2 separate regions of the Homo sapiens genome follow, and region 2 is linked to region 1. Evidence: chromatin loops called from intact Hi-C (ENCODE). Cell type or tissue: PC-3. All regions are shown on one strand. Links, peaks and the distances in the headings refer to the core of each region. The heading gives the core; the rest is flanking DNA.

Region 1 (10,313 bases), core at 966-8,965:
AAGGAACAGACAATCTTGCTAGAAGTTGTGTTATTATACTTGGATATTCATAGTCTACACTGGTATACTTTATAATATCCCATCTATTTTTACCAGTAAGTGATTAAAGCAAACATGGCAATGTCCTAGAACATGGCTCTGGCCCAGGTAAGAATCTTCAGCTTGGGAAACCATGATGCTGCTCTCCAGTTCCTCTTATAAGCAGGATGGCTAACTGCTAAGCAGGCTTGAGATTTTGCTGGAATCTCAGATATGGGGCCTGAAGGTGAGCCTGAGGTTGCCTGCACTTCTCTTCTTGAAATAGTACAGGAAGAACTGTCACACAACAGAAATGGTAAGAAAGTAAACAAAATGGTACTAAATAACTGTAGGAACAAAAGTGGTAGGAAATCCAAAGGGGAAATGGAAGATAATGATTTAAAAGATCCTAATAGCTTCCACTGATTGAATGATCACTATGTGCCAGGCACTATACCCAGAGCTTTGACTGTGAGAAGTACTTTGTCAAAGAAGAAAAGGAAGAGACTTAGAAAGGATAAGCAATTTGCTTAAGATTATATTCAACTTATAAGTAAGGATGAGATTTGAACACAGGCTGCCTTACTTCAAAGCAGGTGCTTGTAACAACCACACAATGTTGTCATAAAGAAATGACACAAGGATGCTGGCAAAGCTGTATTAGTGTTGTGATAAAATTATTCTGCAGGGATACTACTCTGTTTTAAAATACATGTGAACATTAAATAAAATCAAATAAATAAATATAGTATCCGAAATTGTGCTGTCAACTGGACCAAAATATTTTAAACTACATGTAAATATTAAAATTAAATTAAATTAAATATGACCAAATTTTGTTCTATCATCAAATGGACCAAAATGCATCCCTTTCGCATATTAAGATGTATCTAGTAATATTGAAAATAATCCAAATACAGTATTTTCTTACTACAAAGTACAAGTAACTGACAATCAATGACTTACAAAAAAATACATCCCGTTCACACAGAAATAAAAGGCAAGTTAATTACTTTTGAGTTTATTATGAGGAAAATAATAAAATCATGATTTAAAATGAGCAATGAAATATAAAATTTCAGGCTGCGCTTGGTGGCCCACGCCTGTAATCTCAGCACTTTGGGTGGGTCAACTAAGGTCAGGAGTTCGAGACCAGCCTGGCCAACATGGTGAAATCTCATCTCTACTAAAAATACAAAAATTAACTGGGCATGGTGACATGCACCTGTAGTCCCAGCTACTCTCGAGGCTGAGGCAGGAGAATCGCTTGAACCCAGGAGGCAGAGGTTGCAGTAAGCCAAGGTTGTGCCATTGCACTCCAGCCTGGGGGACAAGAGTGAAACTCCATTTCAAAAAAATAAAATAAAATAATAGATAAATAAATAAAATTTAAAACTTCACTCAATAAATAATACATGTGAAATATATTTCCTTTTCATAGAATGACCAATTAAAGGAGGAAGAGAATAACATAAAAGCCAATTTGCATGAAAACTTGCTAAAATTCATTGTTCATAAAAGATATGCAAATTAAAAACAATTTTTGTTTTGCCAGTCAAGTAGGCAAATATTTTTAAATGATAAAACCTAGGACTGGCATGTGTATATGTTACTTCCTTAGTAAAATAAGTTCCCTCCTACCCAGAGAGGAGAACAATAAAACCCATTTCCCATATCCCCTATACCCCAGCCCCTGGAGAACACACACCACCGCCTGTTGGTGGGTGGGGGGTGAGGGGAGGGAACTTAAAGGATGGGCCAATAGATGCAGCAAACCACCATGGCACACGTATGCCTATGTAAGAAACTGCACGTTCTACACATGGATCCTGTTTTTTTTTTAGAAGAAATAAAGAAAAAAAATAATAAGTTCCATCCTTACTCCCCTTTTGATCCCTAGATCCTTCTTTAGTCTCTCTCTAGCATACTGATCTTTTCTTTATAGAATTTAGACAGTTCTAACTGTATTTGTTAGTTTAATATTTGTTAACTGTTACACTTAGTAAGCTCTTTGAGAGCTGTGACACATCTAATTTGTTCATTATATACTCTGTTTTACCCAGTGCCTAGAACCATACTAGACAGTCAAAAAGTATGAATAACTGAATGAATGAACAGAATGCTGGAAGGTATGTAAATTAATTGCACTTCTAGTAATTTATCTTACTAAGATAATCACAGGTAAAACATTTCTACAGAAGAATACAGAGGAAGAAAACTAGACTTCATGTTATGTTTAAAAATAAATCTGTTAGTCTAAAAACTATTGTGTGGGGAGCAGTTTCTGGCTAATTGTCCAATAATTATTACAGAGAAAATTTTAAATGAGTAATAAGAATGTTCTTTTATTTTAGGCAAAGTAAGCAGTTTTTTATAATAAAAGACACAGCTTACTACGTCTTTCTAAATTTCTAAGTGTGAAGTTTATATAAAATAACATCATAAACATCATGGTGAAATAGCTCCATTTCTCAGAGAGCCCCCATACTTCTTGTAACTGCCCCTTACTAAATAGCCTAATGTAAGTTTAGATCACATAAACTTATGTTCTACTAATTACCTTTCATTGAATTTTATCAATCTCTAAAGTAATACTGCATTGACATAATTTTAATGTAAGTAAATCACAATCTTAATATTAAAATACCTCCATAATTTACCTTTTATTTATCTTAAAGTATGAAATTCAATGGTTTTCAGTATGTCCAGAGTGGTGCAATCACCACCACAATCTAAGTTTAAAACAGTTTTGTCATCCCACAGTAAAATCCATTTCCCATATCCCTTATCCCCCAGACCCTGGACAACCACTAATCTACTTTCTGTAGCTACGCATTTGCCTATGCTAGACATTTCATATAAATGGACTCATACGATATGTGTCCTTTTGTGAGTGGCTTCTTATACTTAGCGTAATGTCTTCAAGATCATCTATGTTGTAGCATGTATCGGTACTTCATTGATTTTTATGGCCAAATAATATTTCATTGTGTAGATACACATACATTTCTACTTTGCCCTTGGCCAGTAGCCTTGATATGGCAACTGCTGATTGCACCCAAAATTTAATCACCAATTATGGATGCTCATTTTGTTAAAGATTTGAATATAACTAGGATTTTTATTACAATGATAGTGAAAACAAAATGGCTTTATCCATAAAGAACTCATGTATATAAAACTTAAACATATACCCAAGCATCCATCACTTATAGATGGTCCACACACTCTGGCTGAATGTCCATAACTTTGGAGAACAAATTGCTTGTATTTTCTATACATACCATGAAGTGGACTCATAAAGAATAAACTTCCCTTATTCTACAGCAGTTAAGTACTAAAGTAAGAATTAATAACTGAAAGCTGTAATAATGCAAGAACTACCAGTTAAAATATCCAACACCTTCAAATTAAAATGAACTTTTATGAAGGTTAAAATTTTAAAACGAACTGAGCTGGAGTACTGTATTTCCAACTCAAAGTAGTAATAATTGTGCTTAATTACTGAGGTGTACTCAAGGAATGGTCATAAAAGGAAATATTAAATCTTCTTATTCATCCAGCAATTTTCTTATAATTTATTATTACACAAATCTTAATTTTTGCTGACAGGTAAATAAACAAGTAATTATGTTCATATTAATCAAGTGTTCCAGTTAAAGAAATGTAACTTTATGGCTTTACACTTCCTGCTATTCATGTTCTTGGGTAGTGTCTTCTGACATTGGATATGGGCTTGCCCCATGTGACTTGTCTTGGCCTATAGGACATTAGCAAGTCTGATACAGTGTAGGCTTCGTAAGAGCATCCATGTTGGGGCTTATAAATCTCCTTCTTGGAAGCAAGCTGCCATGGTGTAAAGAAACTTGGGCTAGAGTACTGAAAGATGAGAAGTCATGTAAAGACCCTGGAGGATGAGAGGCCATCTGGGATGTTCCTATCCATTTGAACTTCCAGCTGAATGCAGCTGCATGAGTGACCTCAGCTATACCATATGAAGCAGAGCTGCCCAGCTGAGTCTAGTGAACCCATAGAATCATGAAAAATGATAAATTTGGGGAGCAGTCATTTTTGCCACAATACACAACCAAAATAGCCTTATTAAATTATGTTACAATTCTAGTGCGGATAAAGAGTTAAAAATCAAGATGCATCCTATGAGTAATGTTATAATTGAAACCAAAATAAACTCATTATTTTAAATCTTTCTCTTCTAGTTCTGTTCACTAAAATGACAAAAATAACAATATTTCCCCACTGCAGTAGTCTAGTATGTATCGCAGGCACTTTGGTCTCTCATACCATGTTCTCCATCCCCTTGGAAAGACAGTTAATTCCATTCAGAGTGAGAAAGATAGAGTGGGAAAGACACAAAGTGGGCTTGGAACAATCAGTTAACATCAGAAAACAAGAAGTCTTTAAAAATATATGGGATCCTATCAAAAGAACAAGAGAAGACAGCTTACAATGGCTCCAAATGGTCAAGGTATGAATATTTGAGGCTCGGAAAAAACTATACTTAGGTTAAATAAATTGTGTGTTTTTAAAATGCTTCAAATATATAGTGATACTAAAAAAAAAAGAAAATATTTTCTTTTCAAATAACTAGTATTTTATTTGGAGATAAAAAATGTTGCTTAAGTTTAATTTCACATATATTATCAAGAGATTAAAGTATATCCATTTAAGGGATAATATGATCAACAGAACAGAAAGACAGGACTTTTTTCCCCCATAAAACATCAATGGACAGGCTAATGAAACTTCCTGCTACTCCCCCACAGAATACTCTCTTGACACTTGCCTATTGGATGACATGCTCCTCATTATCTCAAACATTAACAAAGTGTGTCATGACAGTTTATTCACAGGTTTGAGAGACCTTTTAAATGCTGTAGCCTTGGGCACTAGCTAAGTGAACTTGCAGCACCAGAACTCAGTGAACTTTACCTTTAGAATGTATTTGAAATAAAAGAATATTCTTTTCCTCTTAATTTATTTGGTGATAGATTCAAACAATTGTTGCTGGTTGCTGCCTTATTGTTTCCCTTACCTTCTGTGGTTCATTAGGACAAAATCCTTCCTAAACACAATGACAGAAGCCAAAGACTGATACATTGAGCCTTCTTATAATACCAATCTAGAAATAAGAGCTTTTGTAATCCTAGACTAACCCTATTTTTCCTAGTCTATACCAAGAGATGATCTAGAGGAAATAATTTATTTGGGAGATACCCCAAAATTAATATTTTAATTTTATTTATACTTATTATGCAAAGTTTGAATCATTTAAAAATTAACATATATTAATATTAAATTAATATTAACACACTTTAATTTTAATTAGTTTGCACTGCCAGCCCATGAATATTTGATGACTTAAAATTTAAAAAGGCCAATTATATAATTTTAATAGTAGTTGATATTATTTAAATATGTAACTATTATGTTAATATTACTTTAGAAGTTACTGTGCTTTTTTTTTTTTTTGAGACAAGGTCTCACTCTGTCAGCCAGGCTGGAATGCAGTGGCGCCATCTCAGCTCACTGCAACCTCTACCTCCTGGGCTCAGGTGATCCTCCCACCTCAGCCTCCCGAATAGCTGGGACTACAGGCCTGCCCCACCACATCTGGCTAATTTTTGTATTTTTTGTAAAGACGGGGTTTCGCCATGTTGCCCAGCCTGGTCTTGAATTTCTGGGCTCAGGTGATCTGCCCGCCTCAGCCTCCCAAAGTGCTGGGATTACAGGTGTAAGACACCGTGCCCGGCCTGTGCATTTTTTTTTTTTTAAAGCAAAAAGAATTCTCATTAAAAAGTAAAGTAAGTTGCACAGTGCAAATACATTAAAGAGGGAATACATTAAATACTTTCCCATTCAAAAATTTAAAAATGGCAAAGTATTTAAAACTATGGAAAAATCAGGTAGAGGAAACTGAATGTATAAAAATTTTATATAGTAAAACGTTGTTTCTCCAGCACCATCAGGATGTGTGTGTGTGTATGTAAAGGAGTGCCGACTTCTGTATACCCAAGCTGCATTTATGTCTAACTGAATTTAGATTAAACAAATACTAGCTAAGCTTGGATTGGGCCTGTTAGAAAGGTATAGGCAGATACAAGAAGTACTGAGGTTTTCAATAAATGCAATTACTTAATACACCCGTGATGTTTGCGTAATAACCTCAAAACTGTCTAGTAGTCTAGAAAAAATGTGTCAAAGCTGCACTTTTCATTATAAAAACCTATGTACCTTATCTTTTGCATCTCGCCAACAATTGTTTGAATAGTGGCCATATAAAAGAATGCATAGCTGATTTACATCAAGCTCAATGATATACGCATTTTGGTATACTTATTTTAAAAACAAAATTAAAATTAGAGAAAAAGTAGAGAGACAGATACAGAGAAAGCAGCCATGTACCACTGCCTGCTCTATATATTCCTTAATCCACTTCTGTAGAAGAAAGGTAATTACATATTCCAAGACATCTTCTATGATTACAACCTGTATATAGTTTCCTTATGTCTTATAACATCTATATATTCAACACAAAATCACTCCTTTTTTCTGGGAAGCGTCTTTTCATTTCCTACAACCCTTTTCTTTCTTCCCAAGAAAGATTAGGGAATAGGGTGCTAAGAAAGACAACAGGCTGGCTGGGCACAGTGGCTCAAGCCTGTAATCCCAGCACTTTGCAAGGCCGAGGCGGATGGATCATTTGAGGTCAGGAGCTCGAGACCAGCCTGGCCAACATGGTGAAACCCCGTCTCTACTAGAAATACAAAAATTAGCCAGGCGGTAGTGGCGTGCGCCTATAATCCCAGCTACTCAGGAGGCTGAGGTGGGAGAATCCCTCGAGCCTGGGAGGCAGAGGTTGCGGTGAGCCGAGATCGGGCCACTGCACTCTAGTCTGAGCTAGAGAGTGAGACCCTGTCTCAGGCAAAAAAAAAAGGGGGGGAAAAGGGAAGGGGAGGGGGAGGGGAAAATTATGGTGTTAGGCAAGAGACTGCACTGAGTTAAGTGGGTGTCCAGGGACTCCTACCTAGCAGTCCCAGAGTGTACTGTGTGACAGTGTTAAAGTCACTTCAGTTAAAGTCTCCATATATGTTAGTCACTTGTGACTTGCTGATCTACAACTACCAAAATGCAATAACTGGTGTTAGTAATAATGATCATCAGACATCAAGAAAAGATAGTAGCATCTTCATTATGTTCTGGTCCTCTATGTCAAGGAAGAAAAATTTTACAAAACTTTTTATTAAAAACAGCTACAAATCATAAATGCTAGTATTTAAAGAGCTAACTTTAGTTACCTAGAACTTCATCTAGAACTTTTCCCATTACTATTCATAATTTAGATTGTGTTGTATTTTCAGTTTTTAAATTTGATTTTTAACTAAGATCGTTTAGCAATTCTGAAAAATAGATTTGCATAATCAGCATGCACGATAGCGCTTTTTTTACACCTGTTAAATTGTATTTATTGATTTAAGTGAAACCAAACTCCAACATTACTAAATGCCACAATGAACTACAGTTAGACTAAATGGGGAAGCCTCACCTACCTGACTTAAATACTAAGTGCCTTAAGGTGCCCACATGATATTGTTAATATAGTAAAGTCTTAGCACCCCTGAATTTGACCTTATTGGTTTTCAGCTTTCGGGGAGGGACAAAAATTGCTCCTTGGCAGGTCTTAAGTTATAATCCTGCTTAACTAAGGCTTTGAATGCCGTGTGCGCAAGCATGCTCTCTGGGAGCGCATCCTCAGGTGAGTGTCCCAGACCGCGACCCACAATCCACATGCTCTCCAAATTTTACCGTACGGGTCAACCTTTTTTTCTGTACAGGGCCAGAGAGTAAATACTTCAGTCTTTGCAGACCAGACTGTGTGGCAACCACTTAACCCCGTTGTTCTAACGTGGGAAAGCAGCCATGGGCAATACGTAAAGGAATGAGCGTGGTGGTGTGCCAGTAAAACTTTATTCACGAACAATGAAATGTGAGCGTCATGCTTTTCCACAAGTCATGAAAGAGTACATTTCATATTTACTTTGAAAATGCAAAAATAGAACATCACACACCAGGGCCTGCCGTGGGGTGGGGGGAGGGGGGAGGGATAGCATTAGGAGATATACCTAATGTAAATGACAAGTTATGGGTGCAGCACACCAATATGGCACATGGATACATATGTAACAAACCTGCACGCTGTGCACATGTACCCTAGAACTTAAAGTATAATAATTAAAAAAAAAGGAAGAAAATGTAAAAATCATTCCTAGCTGGCCAGCAGCTGTCACACGACCCCTGCACGGTCACACGCCCAATGGCTGGGGAAGGATCGGGTGGGCAGAGGAAGGCCTCCGGTGAGGTGAGGGGGTTCCACCCGCGCCCACGGCCCGCAGGCGCTTCCCGTCTCATCTGGGCCGCGCCGCCTCAGTTGCTGCGTTCCCTGACCAGGAGAGGAGAGGGACACCCCTCGGCGTCGAGGCCAGGACCCCGGACAGTGGGGGAGGGAGGCATGTAGGACCAGGGAGAAGGAAGGGCCAGGCTTCGAGGTCGCGGAGCTCGGGAAGTTCCCCCAGGGTGTCCCCGGTCCGCTGCCTCCTCAGGCCCGTCACTCACTCGGATAAGCCGGCACAGACGAAGGCCATAGCAAAAGCGCAACTAGAAGGACTAAGGGCTTCATAGGCGTCGTCCGTAGCACTCTGCCATGCGACCGGAACGTCCTGGGGCCACCAGGCTGGGAACCTCAAGGCCGAAAGGGAAGGTGTCAGCGGAGTACCGTCCTGCCTCAGGCCCTGGGACACCCAGCAACGGTTGTCCCCAGCGCGCAAGCGCAGCGGCATGGGGGAGGGGAGAGCGAGCGGCCAAGGCCCGCCCCTCCTGGGACCGCGTGCAGGGGGCGGGGGATCGCGCGCGCCCCGCCCCGCCCCTTCCTAGTGCGCATGCTCGCTCCGCCTTCGTAGGTCCGCGCCTGGTGTGGGCTGGGAACGCCTCGACGCCCGGCTACTGCGTGCGGGGTGCTGCCTCGGGGCGTGCGGGGCTCGGCCCATCCTGCGCGGTAGGGATACCGCCGTGGTTTAAACGCGGTCCCTGTGAGGAAGGAACTGTAATGGGAGAGGCAGATAACCTGGCAATTACCACAGCGTGAAAGGGGGCTGTAGTGGGGGAAGCGCTAGGTACTGTTGTGCACAGTGGAAACCCACCCCCGGAAGCGGGTGGGGAGCTTGGCTAAGTGGAGGACAGCTTGGAGCACCCCAAGAACTGAGCATAGTTCCGGCGAGTTGCATTGTGGGGCTTGGGAGGGCAGTTGTTGGAGGACAGGGAGGAGAGGTAGGCAAGGGCATTAAAAACGCCCTAAGGGGCTTGGGTGTTTTTGTTTTTCAAAAGATCACATTCCATTTCTTTGACCTTCTTAAAAAGATAGGGGTAGGGATGAGGGAGAGTACGACTATGAAAGGATAGCATGAGGTTGTTTTGGGGACTAATAGATGGCAGTGGCCACAAGAATCTATACATGTGTTAAAATTCACAGAAGGCCGGGCACGGTGGCTCACTCCTGTAATCCCAGCACTTTGGGAGGCCGAGGTGGGCGGACCACCTGAGGTCAGGAGTTCGAGACCAGCCTGACCAACATAGTGAAACTTCGTGGCTACTAAAAATACAAAATTAGCCAGGCGTGGGTGGTGGCACACGCCTGTAGTCCCAGCTACTTGGGAGACTGAGGCAGGAGAATCACTTGAACCCGGGAAGCAGAGGTTGCAGTGAGCCGAGATCGTGCCACTGCACTCCAGCCTGGGCGACAGAGCAAGACTCCACCTCAAAAAAATAAATAAAAATAAAAATTCGCAGAACTGCACATCCCAAAGAATCTGTTTTTCTGTATGGTTATTTTTAAAAATTCACGTACACTCATCTCTGCCTCAGGAAGCAAGGGGCTTGGATTTTAGTCTGAGGCACCAGTACTAGAGTACTGCTAGGTTTTGAGCTGGGAACGGTTGTGATTAGATTTGTATTCCAGAAAACTCACTCTTCCTGTAGCATGAAGAATGGACTGGAGGGAAGCAAGACTAGAGGCGCCGGCGGAAACTGAGACTGCGCACGGCGCTTGCGGGCCAGCCCGAGTTCCGGGTGGGCGTGGGCTCGGCGGGCTCGGTGGGCCCGGCACTCAGCGCGGCCGGCCGTCCCCGCTGGCCACGGGCAGTTGGGGGGAGCTTAGCACCTGGGCCAGGAGCTGCTGTGCTCGATTTCTCGCCAGGCCTTAGCTGCCTCCCCGCAGGGCAGGG
Region 2 (10,313 bases), core at 1,255-9,254, 97 kb before region 1:
GTTAGTGGTTTTACATGTATTATCGCCTATAATTCCTAAAATAACATAGAGAATTACACCTCCATTTTACAGATGAGAGAACTGAGGCTTGGAAAGGTTGAGCGACCAGTAAGCAGTGGAGTGGGGATTCAAAACCTGCTGAGCCTATGTTCCTTCCCCTCCCTGTACTGTTTTAAGCCCAACTTAATCCAAATAGGCTAAAGGGATAAGCCAGCAAAAAGGCAGACTCTTCCGCAGCAAAACATCTACACTTGGCAGACATAAACTACAGTCCAGTGGCAGAACACAGCAGCAGGTCCCAAATCACATGCAAATAATATGCAGACCAGCTTGGGACCTTCCTGGGCTCTGGAGTAAATCAGAGGGGACACAGAAAGAAATGAAAGTAGGACCCTGGCCTTGGGGGAAGCAAAAGGGCAGCAACTGGGGCACCTCAAAGTGGCCACTCCTGCGGATGCAGGAACTGGAGCAGATGAACATGAGGAGGAGCAGCAGCAGCAGAGCGACACCTGTCGGGGAGGCCGAACCGTGTACCCAGCCAATGCCAGGCCTCGTGGTGAGCAGCAGCTCCCAGAACTGGAAAGGGCTGGCCTCCGCCTGAGCCTGGAGTACTGGAAACAAGCTCAGAAAGGTTGAGTGACTGCAAGACCAGCTCTTCCCACTCCACCTTCCCATTGGGATCCCCACCCTGCACCATCAGATACTAGCACGGGCAGAAACTTTTGTCCAGAGCGTTGGCTTATCCAGGGCACCCCTTCTCTGCCCTTTGGGCAGGCAGTACACACAGGGGCTGGGCCCTGCATTCTGGGCTTGAGGCTGCTCAAGCTTCTCCCCGACCCAACCCTGCCCCAGATCACTCACCAAAGTTCACAGTGTGAGCCACGGTGTGCACGAGGGACAGCCCCACTACCACGTAGCCCATAAGCTGGTGGAACTGGATGTTCTGGTCCAGTGGTAGGACTTGAGCCAGCCACGTGGCCCGCAGCCAGGTGAGGCAGCGTCTGAGCATCAGCACCTGGCCAGGCAGAGTGGGAGAGAGCCCTGCCTCACTCTCTGTCTGCCTTGTCCTCTTTTCCCAGCCACCTCCCTGCATCCTCCTGAGCTAGCTGTGCTTTCTGAACAGGACACTCACCAAAGTCCCCTGCCCCCATGCCTTGTTGCTTCCCTGGATTCATACCTGGGGTCTCTAGAGGAGGATCTCCAGAATTGTGGCGGGAAGAGAAAGTTACAGAATGTCTATTTGTATTAATTTTTGTCTAAACACATGAGAAACATCTATGCTTTTACTAATATTTAATATATGGGCCAGGCGCAGTGGCTCACTCCACTAATCTCAGCACTTTGGAAGGCTGAGACAGTAGGATCACTGGAGCCTAGGAGTTTGAGACCAGCCTGGGCAACACAGCGAGACCCCTGTCTCTATAGAAAAAAAAAATTGTTTAATTAGCTGGGCATGGTGGCACACACCTGTAATCCTAGCTACTTAGGGGGCTGAGGCAGGAGGACTGCTTGAGCCCAGGATTGCTTGAGCCCAGGCGTTTGAGGTTACAGCAACCTATGATCAGTCCACTGCACTCCAGCCTGGGTGACAAAGACCATGTCTCAAATAAATAAATAAATAAATAAAATATCTCTGTTGACTTGGTGCCCTCATTTAGTCCATATGTCAGATGGGCACGTGTTGTGTTAGTTCTCGAGGTGCCTTGCAGGAGCCAAATCCAGAGTGGTTAACCAGGGTTCTCTCATTGCTCATTTGCTTTCAGTATATTTATGTTTGCCAAGGATGTGGACTTGTAGGTTACAGTATTTGACTTTACCAAAACTAAGCTAACTACCCCTCACAGGAAGGACAAGTAGCTTTAAAAGTTTCCCAGCAGAGAAACCACAGATTAACAGTTGTGTTAGTAATACATGAGCAAGTGACCAAGAAAATGAATCACACGTCTCCCACTCCTGGAATGAAGTCTTTGTTAGCTCGTTGAGCCATTAAGACAAAACCCACTTTAGGGATGGGTACCCCATTTTGCAAGATGTGATTATTACACATTGCATGTATCGAAACATCCCATGTATCAAAACATCCCATGTACCCCATAAATATATACACCTACTATGTGCCCACAAAAATTAAGATTAATAATTAAAAATAATAAAAATAAATTTAAAATAAAACCTATAAAACCCACTCTAATGAGAAGCTCATATCCAGAAGCGTATCTGAGCTAGAGATGGGCATCCCTGCTCATCAATGATGAATCTTCCCCTGTAGTTACTTTGTGCCATAAGTCTATTAGCTAATGATAATAGAGCATGCATATAAGCATAAGAGGGCTTTTGTTTTAATGGTAGGAGTTGTGTGATCAAAAACTCTTAGAGGTCAGGCGTGGTGGCTCATGCCCATAATCCCAGCACTTTGGGAGGCCGAGGAGGGTGGATCACCTGAGGTCAGGAGTTCGAGACCAGCCTGGCCAAAATGGTGAAACCCCATCTCTACTAAAAATATAAAAATTAGCTGGGCATGGTGGCGGTTGCCTGTAATTCCAGCTACGGGGAGGCTGAGGCAGGAGGATCGCTTGAACCCGGGAGGCAAAAGTTGCAGTGAGCTGAGATCGTGCCATTCCAGCTGGGCAACAAGAGCAAAATTCCGTCTCAAAAAAAAAAAAAAAAGAAAAAAAAGAAAGAAAAAAAAAAACACCTCTTAGAGGCCTCATCCATGAGCCAGAGAACCACATTCCAACTCCATGGTCTGGTATTCAAAGCCTCTTCTAGGGTTTCCTCTTGAAGGTGCTCCTGCACAGGGGTCCACTATAGGGGAGTTGTGAAGATCAAATGGAGCGTGCTCAGCACCGTGCCTGGTGCATAGTGCACAAAAATGCCAGTTATGTTATTATTTACTGGCTGTGTGACTGTGGACAAGCTACTGTCCCTCTCTGGGCGGCGTCCTCCAACTCTGAGCGTTGGCCCAGCTGATTTCTAAGGTGCCACCCTGCCCTGGCATTCCAGGTGTCCTCTGTGGGTCGCTCTGTCTAGGAGGAGCCCACCTCGGCTCCTAATTAACATTTTCAGAGCACCGTGTGCTGGCAGAGCCTACCGCGATGAAGCTGCAGTCGAAGTTGAGGCACTGGCCGCAGCCCTTGGCCACCATGACGCTGGCGCCGAGGTCCCGGTGCGCGCTGGCCGCCAGCCCGAAGAGCAGCACGTGGAGGCCTGCATAGGTGGCCAGGCAGAACAGCTGGCTGCGGTGGTTGTGCCAGTAGGCGCGGGTCAGCTGGCGCGGCCGGCGCGGGCGTGGGCGGGGGGCGGGGGCCGTCAGCCAGTGGGCAGCGCTGCGAGAGAGGCGGGTTCCGCTCAGAGGCGAGCGGTGGGGCGGGGACCACCTGTGTCTTAACTTAAAGACCCCCTTCAAGCTATGGCCGACCAAGTCTGGCAAGCAGGCCGGCTTTCTTCACACCAGGAAACAGAGAGGTCAAGTGGCTTGGTCACAGTCGCACAGCTCCGCGGAGCTGAAAGGGGACTCCGGTCTGCCTAATGCCACAACCACCGCTATTTTTATTACTTCTCTTTACTTTCCAATTTTAAAAGAAGCAGTCGAAAAGGATGGAAGAATCTGAAATATGTTTTGGTAAGTAAGCCCCAAGAAAGTTAATAGGCAGGTAGGTGCCCAGTGCAGTGGCTCACGTCTGTAATCCCAACACTTTGTGAACCCAAGGCGGGCGGATCACCTGAGGTCAGGAGTTCGAGACCAGCCTGGCCAAGATGGCGAAACCCCGTCTCTACTAAAAATACAAAAACTAGCTGGGCGTGGTGGCTGGCACCTATAATACCAGCTACTCGGGAGGATGAGTCAGGAGAATCGCTTGAACCCGGGAGGCGGAGGTTGCGGTGAGCCGAGATCATACCACTGCACCCCAGCCTGGGCGACAGAGTGAGACTCCGTCTCAGAAAAAAAAAAAAAAAAAGTTAATACACAGGAAGAATGAACTACAAAACCGGCTCTATTCAGAGCCTGGAGTCGGACAGACTTGGGTCTTGCTGTTACACTCTTATTTTCTCCACAGCACTTATTAATTTTGTGCTTCTCTAGTTTGTGTGTTTATTGGTGTAAATGACATGTCTCTTCGTCTGGAATGGAGCCCCAGCAGGGTGGAGACCTCATTCACTGCATTAATCAGAACAGTGCCTGCTGCATAGAAGCTGCTCAAACATTTATTGCATAAATACCTTTGTTAATTATTTGTGTGATCCTAGGCAACTTACTTCAGGCGAAGTAATTTCCTTTTGTAAAACGAGTATTGCTATAAAATGCACTGGTATATGCAAAAGTGCTCAGCACACAGTAGGTGCCTCAGACCTTGAGTTGATTCTGCAGAGACACTGCAGGAAGTGGAGGCAATGAAGACAGCTGCCCTGCAGTACACTCAAGAGTGGGCTAAACTGGGGAGGGGCGGGGCAGGGCGGGGTAGGGCAGAGTGGATCCGCGGTGAGTTCCTGCCACACTTCCGACCAGGAGTCTAACGCCGCCGTGGACAGTGCCAATGCCCGAGACCCGGCCGTACCTGATGGTCAGGTTCTCCATGACTCCGGGGAAGCGCTGCAGCTCGTCCCGGAGCTCCTCGAAGGTGATGGCCCCGTTGCCGTCCGCGTCGGCCGATTCGAAGAGCGCCAGCGTCAGCTGGTCCAGCTTCTCGTCAGGCAGCGAGATGGCGCTCTCGCGCAGACACGACTGCAGCACAGTGCGCAGCTCATCCGGGTCAATGGAGCCACTGCCTGTCCCGAGTGGGGATGAAGCCCAGTGCGGGCCTGCCCCAGCACCCCACTCTGTACCTGCAGACGCCCCCTGCCGTGCACACACTGCAAGAAGTGGTGGGCCTCTTCTGTTTACCCACCTCCAGCTTTCTGCCAGTCAGCTTTCCTTGGGGGTATAGACCATGCAACTGAAGGACCAAATGTCACCCTCAGCTCAGAAACCTTCCATGTTCCCGACTGCCTAGCTCAACAGCAATGGACACCTCCCCACGGGTGGAGAATCTTTGGCTTCAGTGGTTGCCTGTCTCCAGAATCGGTAACTCCCTAAGTACTACTCAACTTCCAAGACTATCTGCCCAGAAAATACACCTGCTTACTTAATCTATAAGGGGCGGTGTGCCCACAGCCTCAGTTATCCAAAGGCACACTGTATGTGGGTTAGCGCTGAGGGAGTGTGCCTTGTTGTTCAACTTGGAGCAAATGCTCTGTTTATCATGTTGTCTTGAGAGGGGCCACAGCTAGGCATTCCAGCCCAGCAGTGTGGCCTTATGTAAACATGGGTGGTTGAAAGTGATGGGATAAGGAAGCCAAAACTACCAACAGAGATGAGATTTTTCTGTATTTTATTCTTCCTGAGCAGCAGAGCCCGTGATTAATGATTTCTTGGCCTGCTTTGGATATGGACACACCCAGTGTGGCATCCTGCTCCTGCCCCTCCTTAACTGTGCAATAGTGGGCTCTAAGTCCTCTGGGGTAGTGGACCTCACTTTGCTCATCTCTAAAATGAGAGTAATCATTTCTCCCTCTCAGAACTAGCTCAAGGAAACTCGATAATGGTAAAACACCTAACGCAGTATCTGGGAGAAGGAAATTGCATATACATGGAAATTCTCATTGGTGTTGTGATCATCATTCCGGCCCAAATCACATTACGATGCAGAATCAATTAGAGTATATTATACCACTCTCCAGTCACACCGCCTGTTCTGCTTTCCTAGTCAACAGCCAAGATGACAGCAGGTTTCTGGACTCATCCAGAGGACCAGTCTCCCCCTGGCCCCTTCATGGCCTCTTCTATCTGCTTTAATCTCTCTGTTGGCCAATTTCAAATCCAGGGTCCTCCCTCACAATAATTCTCATGTGCACATTCTCCTTCCTTCTCCCTCTAACCTTCCATTCTACTGACTCTAAGAATATCCCATCCCTGGGTGAAGCCAGCTACCTGTTTTCCGCCCTCTGGCACCAGGGCAGCAAAATGAACATTGCTGAAGAAAAGCTTTTCAGAATGCAGGTCCATCCCTGCGAATCCCTTGCTCAACACACTTTGATGGCTCCCCGTCGCGCGTAAGTTAACTAATTTAACCTTCATCTCAACCCCATGAGTATGAAATATTATTATCATAATTCCTATTTGATAAATAAATTGAGGTACAGAGAAGTTAAGTAACTAGTCTAAGATCATATAATAAGTGATGGAACTGAGATTTGAACTTAGGTAGCTTGTGCTTAGAGTCTTAAATACTACACGATGCTGCATGATACATACAGTGGAGTATAATGCAGCCACTAAAAATGACACTATAAGTACAGTGAGTTACCACTTCACACCCATTAGGATGGCTATTATCAAAAAGCAGAATATAAGGCTGAGCACAGTGGCTCACGCCTGTAATCCCAGCACTTTGGGAGGCCAAGGCGGGTGGATCACTTGAGGCCAGGAGTTCGAGACGAGCCTGGCCAACATGGTGAAACCCTATCTCTATGAAAAATACAAAAATTAGTGGGCATGGTGGTAGGTGCCTGTAGTCCCAGCTACTCGGGAGACTGAGGCTGGAGAATCACTTGAACCTGGGAGGTGGAGGCTGCAATGAGCTGAGATCATGCCACTGCTCTCCAGTCTGGGCAACAGAGTGAGACTCCATCTCAGAAAAAAAAAAAAAAGCAGAAAATTACAAGTGTTAGCAAGAATGTGGAGAACTTGGACCACCTGTACATTACTGGTAGGAATGTAAAATAATGCAGCCACTGTGGAAAACAGTATGGCAGTTCCTCAAAAAATTAAAAATAGAATTACCAGAATTACCATGTCATCCAGCAATTCCCCTTCTGGATATATACCCGGAAGAATTGAAAGCAGGAACTCAAACAGATATCTGTGCACCAATGTTCATAGCAGCATTAATCACGATAGTTAAAACGTAGAAACAGCCCAAATGTCCACTAATTGGTGAATGGATAAACAAAATATGGCATATACCTACAATGGAATATTATTCAGCCTTAAAAGGAATAAAATTCTGTCACATGCTATGACACAGATGAAGCTTGAGGATACTATACTAAGTGACATAAGCCAGATACAAAATGACAAATATTGTATAATCCCACTTAGATGAGGTGCCTAGAGAAGTCAGATTCTTAGAGACAGAATGTATGAATAGAATGGTGGTTGCCAGGGACTAGGGGAGGAGGCATGGGGATTCAGTGTTCAGTGGGCAAGGAGTTTCAATGGAAGGATGAAAAGGTTCTGGAGATGGAGGGTGGTGATGGTGGCACAGCAATGTGAATGTACTTAATTAATGCCACTGACCTGTACACTTAAAAATGGTTAAGATGGCAAATTTTACATTATGTATATTTTACCACAATAAAAATGACACTGTAAAGCAATATATTTTTACATTTCAAAATGTTCATTTTTGTAAGTGAAAAAGTTCATTTTTGTAAGTGAAAAATCCCATTAAAAAATGGGATTCATTTTTTAATCCCATTTTGTTAAAAAAAAAAAGGTGTGTGGCGTGTGTATGTGCAACCAGTTAGAAGGCAATATAGCAAAATGTTACGGGTGATTTTTGTATTCTTTTTTATACCACTCTGTATTGTCTAAAATGTTCATAGTGAGCTTATACTATGAGGAAAAGGAAAAAACAACAGAGATTTTCTTTTTCAGACATAGAAAAGATCAGAAAAAGGTTCTGGCCTCTGGTAAGTTGAATAGAAGGCATTTGTCTCCTGTGCCAGAGTCCCTCCTTTTCTCCCTGCTGCCCCAGAAAGGGGGGCAGGGATTAGACAGAGAGACTGGGGACTGGGAGAGAGATGTGAGGAAAGGAAGTGTCAGCCTCACCTGGAGAAACCAGTCCCAGGCTGGGCTCAGGAGGCCGGGATGGCACCTCCAGGCCTGCCAAGGTGAAATGGCCAGTTCTCACTGAGGCCCACTGATCTCCCCACCCCAGCCCACACCCAGGAAGAGCCCTTACCATCGATGTCATACACCTGGAAGAGGAATTTGAGTTTGTCCATGGGGCTGCCATGGATGAGCAGGGTCAGTGCCTCCTGCAGCTCCTGGAGGGTGATGGTGCCACTTCTATCGGAGTCAAATAGGGCAAAGAATCGCTCTGCAAAGAAGGACTGTGGGCGAGAAGGGTGGAAGACAGCACAACTGTGGCCGCAGGGCCTGGGCTTTGAATTTGTTCACTGTCTCCCTGTGTCTGGGGTGGTGGTGGGGGGGTGCACCACAGAGTGGCGGTATTCAGGCAGAACTCAGGTGCCTGAACACCCATCGTGATCTGCTCTAATGGAAGACCTGTTCCGATCCCTGCAGTAAGGATGGGCTTGGTTTGGACTTCAGGCCCCCTTCAGGCACTGGACTTTGTAATTTGCATGGGCTCTCTGTCCCCTACATACAATCACCCCCATCAGCCTTTAAATCCCAGCCTCTGGGTGGCCCCTTAACCAACATGGGAAAGGGTCAGACAGAGGGTCCTCCTGCAGGCTCCTTCCAGCCCTGTCTCACCCCACTTGGGGTGAGCGCAAGGGATGAGTGAATCTGGGAAGGACTTATAGATTCCACTGGAAGATCTGAGTCCTTTCTTTTGCTTGTTCTTAAGGCTGCCTACATTTTATACTTAAGGCTTGTTCTTAATCACCAGTTCACTCATTCATTCACTGAGCAGTCTTGTACTGTGTAGCCTCTGCCTGCCAGGCCTGGTGTTAGACCCTGGGAGCACAGAAATTAAGAAGACAGGCTTGGATGATGGGTGTCCCAAAGATGCTGTGTCCTGGGATGCTCCCCTCAAGGCAGGGGGAGGACCCTGTGGAGCTCTAGTGTCTGACTTAATAAAACTATGAGGGGTTCACAAGTATGAGGTATAGGCCGAAGTCCGCTGTGGACTGACAAAACTGCCACCTTGCCTTGGCTTTCTTCTTCATCCCCAGGATCCCTGGGTAGTACCTTTATCACTCTCTACCATCCCGAATGCTCTTTGTCTTAAGATGTTTTACACCCTCCCATTTGGATGGGATTGTATCATTAGGGAGAATGGGATTTTTTCCTTCCCCATATTTGCTGTGAAAGGAGGCGTGGCGTTAGAGTTCTTAGTAGTATCCCCAGGACCAGCAGGGGAGGGTCCTTCTGATTCAAGCAGGGCATTCAGATGCTCATCGGCTAGTCCCTGTCAAGGACCAGGCCACTATTCAATGCCAGTCCCAAGGACAGCTAGGAGAGGCTGGCATTTCAGACTCAGTCCTCCCTTCCGTGCTGATGTCTCCTCTGTGTGTCAGGGCATGCAGGCTGTGTGGGGTGGGCAGGGTAGCTATGGAGTCTGGAGGACTGGGAACAGTGTGCCACAGCAGACAGGACTTTAATAGGTATAGACCATTGACAAGCTTATCTTGAGAGGAAGCTTAAGTCAGAGCATCAGCTCTGCCCATGAGCCTAGTGGAAATTGTGAGGTTAATCATATTGCTTAAGATTTGACAAGCTACTGACTTCCAACTTCATGTGTTGAAGACCCAGGAGGCCATGACTATTAAGAGGAATGGGAGGGTGCCATAAACATCCCGCCAGCCCGCTACAAGGTGGAGACCTCAGGAACCCCAGGGAGTTCCCTTTCCCTCCCTGTAAGGGCTATGCCCTGAGAACCAGGCCACATAACGATAAATGCAGGGCTTCCACCTTGGCCCAACACTTGCCTCTTTCACATGCAGAGCTGCTTTGAATTCTTGCAGGCTGATCTCCCCATCTTCTCCTGCAATGGTCTTAAACTGCTGAGTCACCCACCGGAGCCACCTGGCATCCTCCTCGGCACTCATGGTGCTGGGAGGCAAAGGAAACAGGTTTATGGGCTTGGGGTGGCCAAAGCCTTATGAGGTCTCATGGTGGTCCCAGGGCCTCTGCCTTGCTCTAACTAGGGCCCTGAGCCTCCCTGAGTTGAATCGGGTCAATCAGTTCTGGCTGTGGATTGGAGCTTCCCACAGCCGTTTCTCCTCCTCCCTATGCCTCAGTCTCTTCCTCTTATCCTGAGTTGGCTGGCCCAGGCTTGCTTCTCTTTAGGTTCTGAAATGACAGGGCCCGAGTGAGGTGGACCCACACTGTGGGGATCAGGTCAGAGAGTGGCATGCTGCGACTGCATTAATTAACATCATGACAATGACTTTCCATCTTGCCTTTACACAGATCTTTACTGCTTTCCAAATATTTCCCACCACCACTACTTCCTTTGGTCTCTCTGACAGCCTGGTGGGCCAGGACATTTTGCAGAGAAGAAATAGGCTCAGAGCAATTAGGT

What was found. Peaks named below come from ENCODE experiments on the same cell type or tissue, not always from the same donor. Only the 100,000 strongest peaks of a DNase experiment are listed, where the experiment ranks them.
Region 2: a loop joins it to region 1, with 2.4 times the contacts of the local background. A loop is called at or near these places in 3 of 110 quality-filtered maps.

Annotation. Positions count from the first base shown.
Region 1 is chr15:68,929,054-68,939,366 of GRCh38, reverse strand. SPESP1-NOX5 (SPESP1-NOX5 readthrough) reads right to left here and starts at 8,842. Exons shown (of 17, transcript NR_033672.2): 1 at 8,650-8,842. SPESP1 (sperm equatorial segment protein 1) reads right to left here and starts at 8,842. Exons shown (of 2, transcript NM_145658.4): 1 at 8,650-8,842. The coding sequence starts at 8,713. In PC-3, for the core only: no CTCF peak of the experiment used is centred there; no DNase peak of the experiment used is centred there.
Region 2 is chr15:69,026,056-69,036,368 of GRCh38, reverse strand. It overlaps SPESP1-NOX5 (SPESP1-NOX5 readthrough), which reads right to left. Exons shown (of 17, transcript NR_033672.2): 3 at 9,718-9,841; 4 at 8,004-8,154; 5 at 4,557-4,767; 6 at 3,092-3,326; 7 at 862-1,015; 8 at 433-611. It overlaps NOX5 (NADPH oxidase 5), which reads right to left. Exons shown (of 16, transcript NM_024505.4): 2 at 9,718-9,841; 3 at 8,004-8,154; 4 at 4,557-4,851; 5 at 3,092-3,326; 6 at 862-1,015; 7 at 433-611. Among named protein-coding and RNA genes, the nearest start is that of NOX5, 17 kb to the right of the region's middle. RefSeq lists enhancers at 1-288, 9,813-10,313. In PC-3, for the core only: CTCF peaks have their summits at 4,536 and 4,735; a DNase peak (open chromatin) is centred at 1,818; H3K4me3 peaks cover 866 bases; H3K27ac peaks cover 3,931 bases.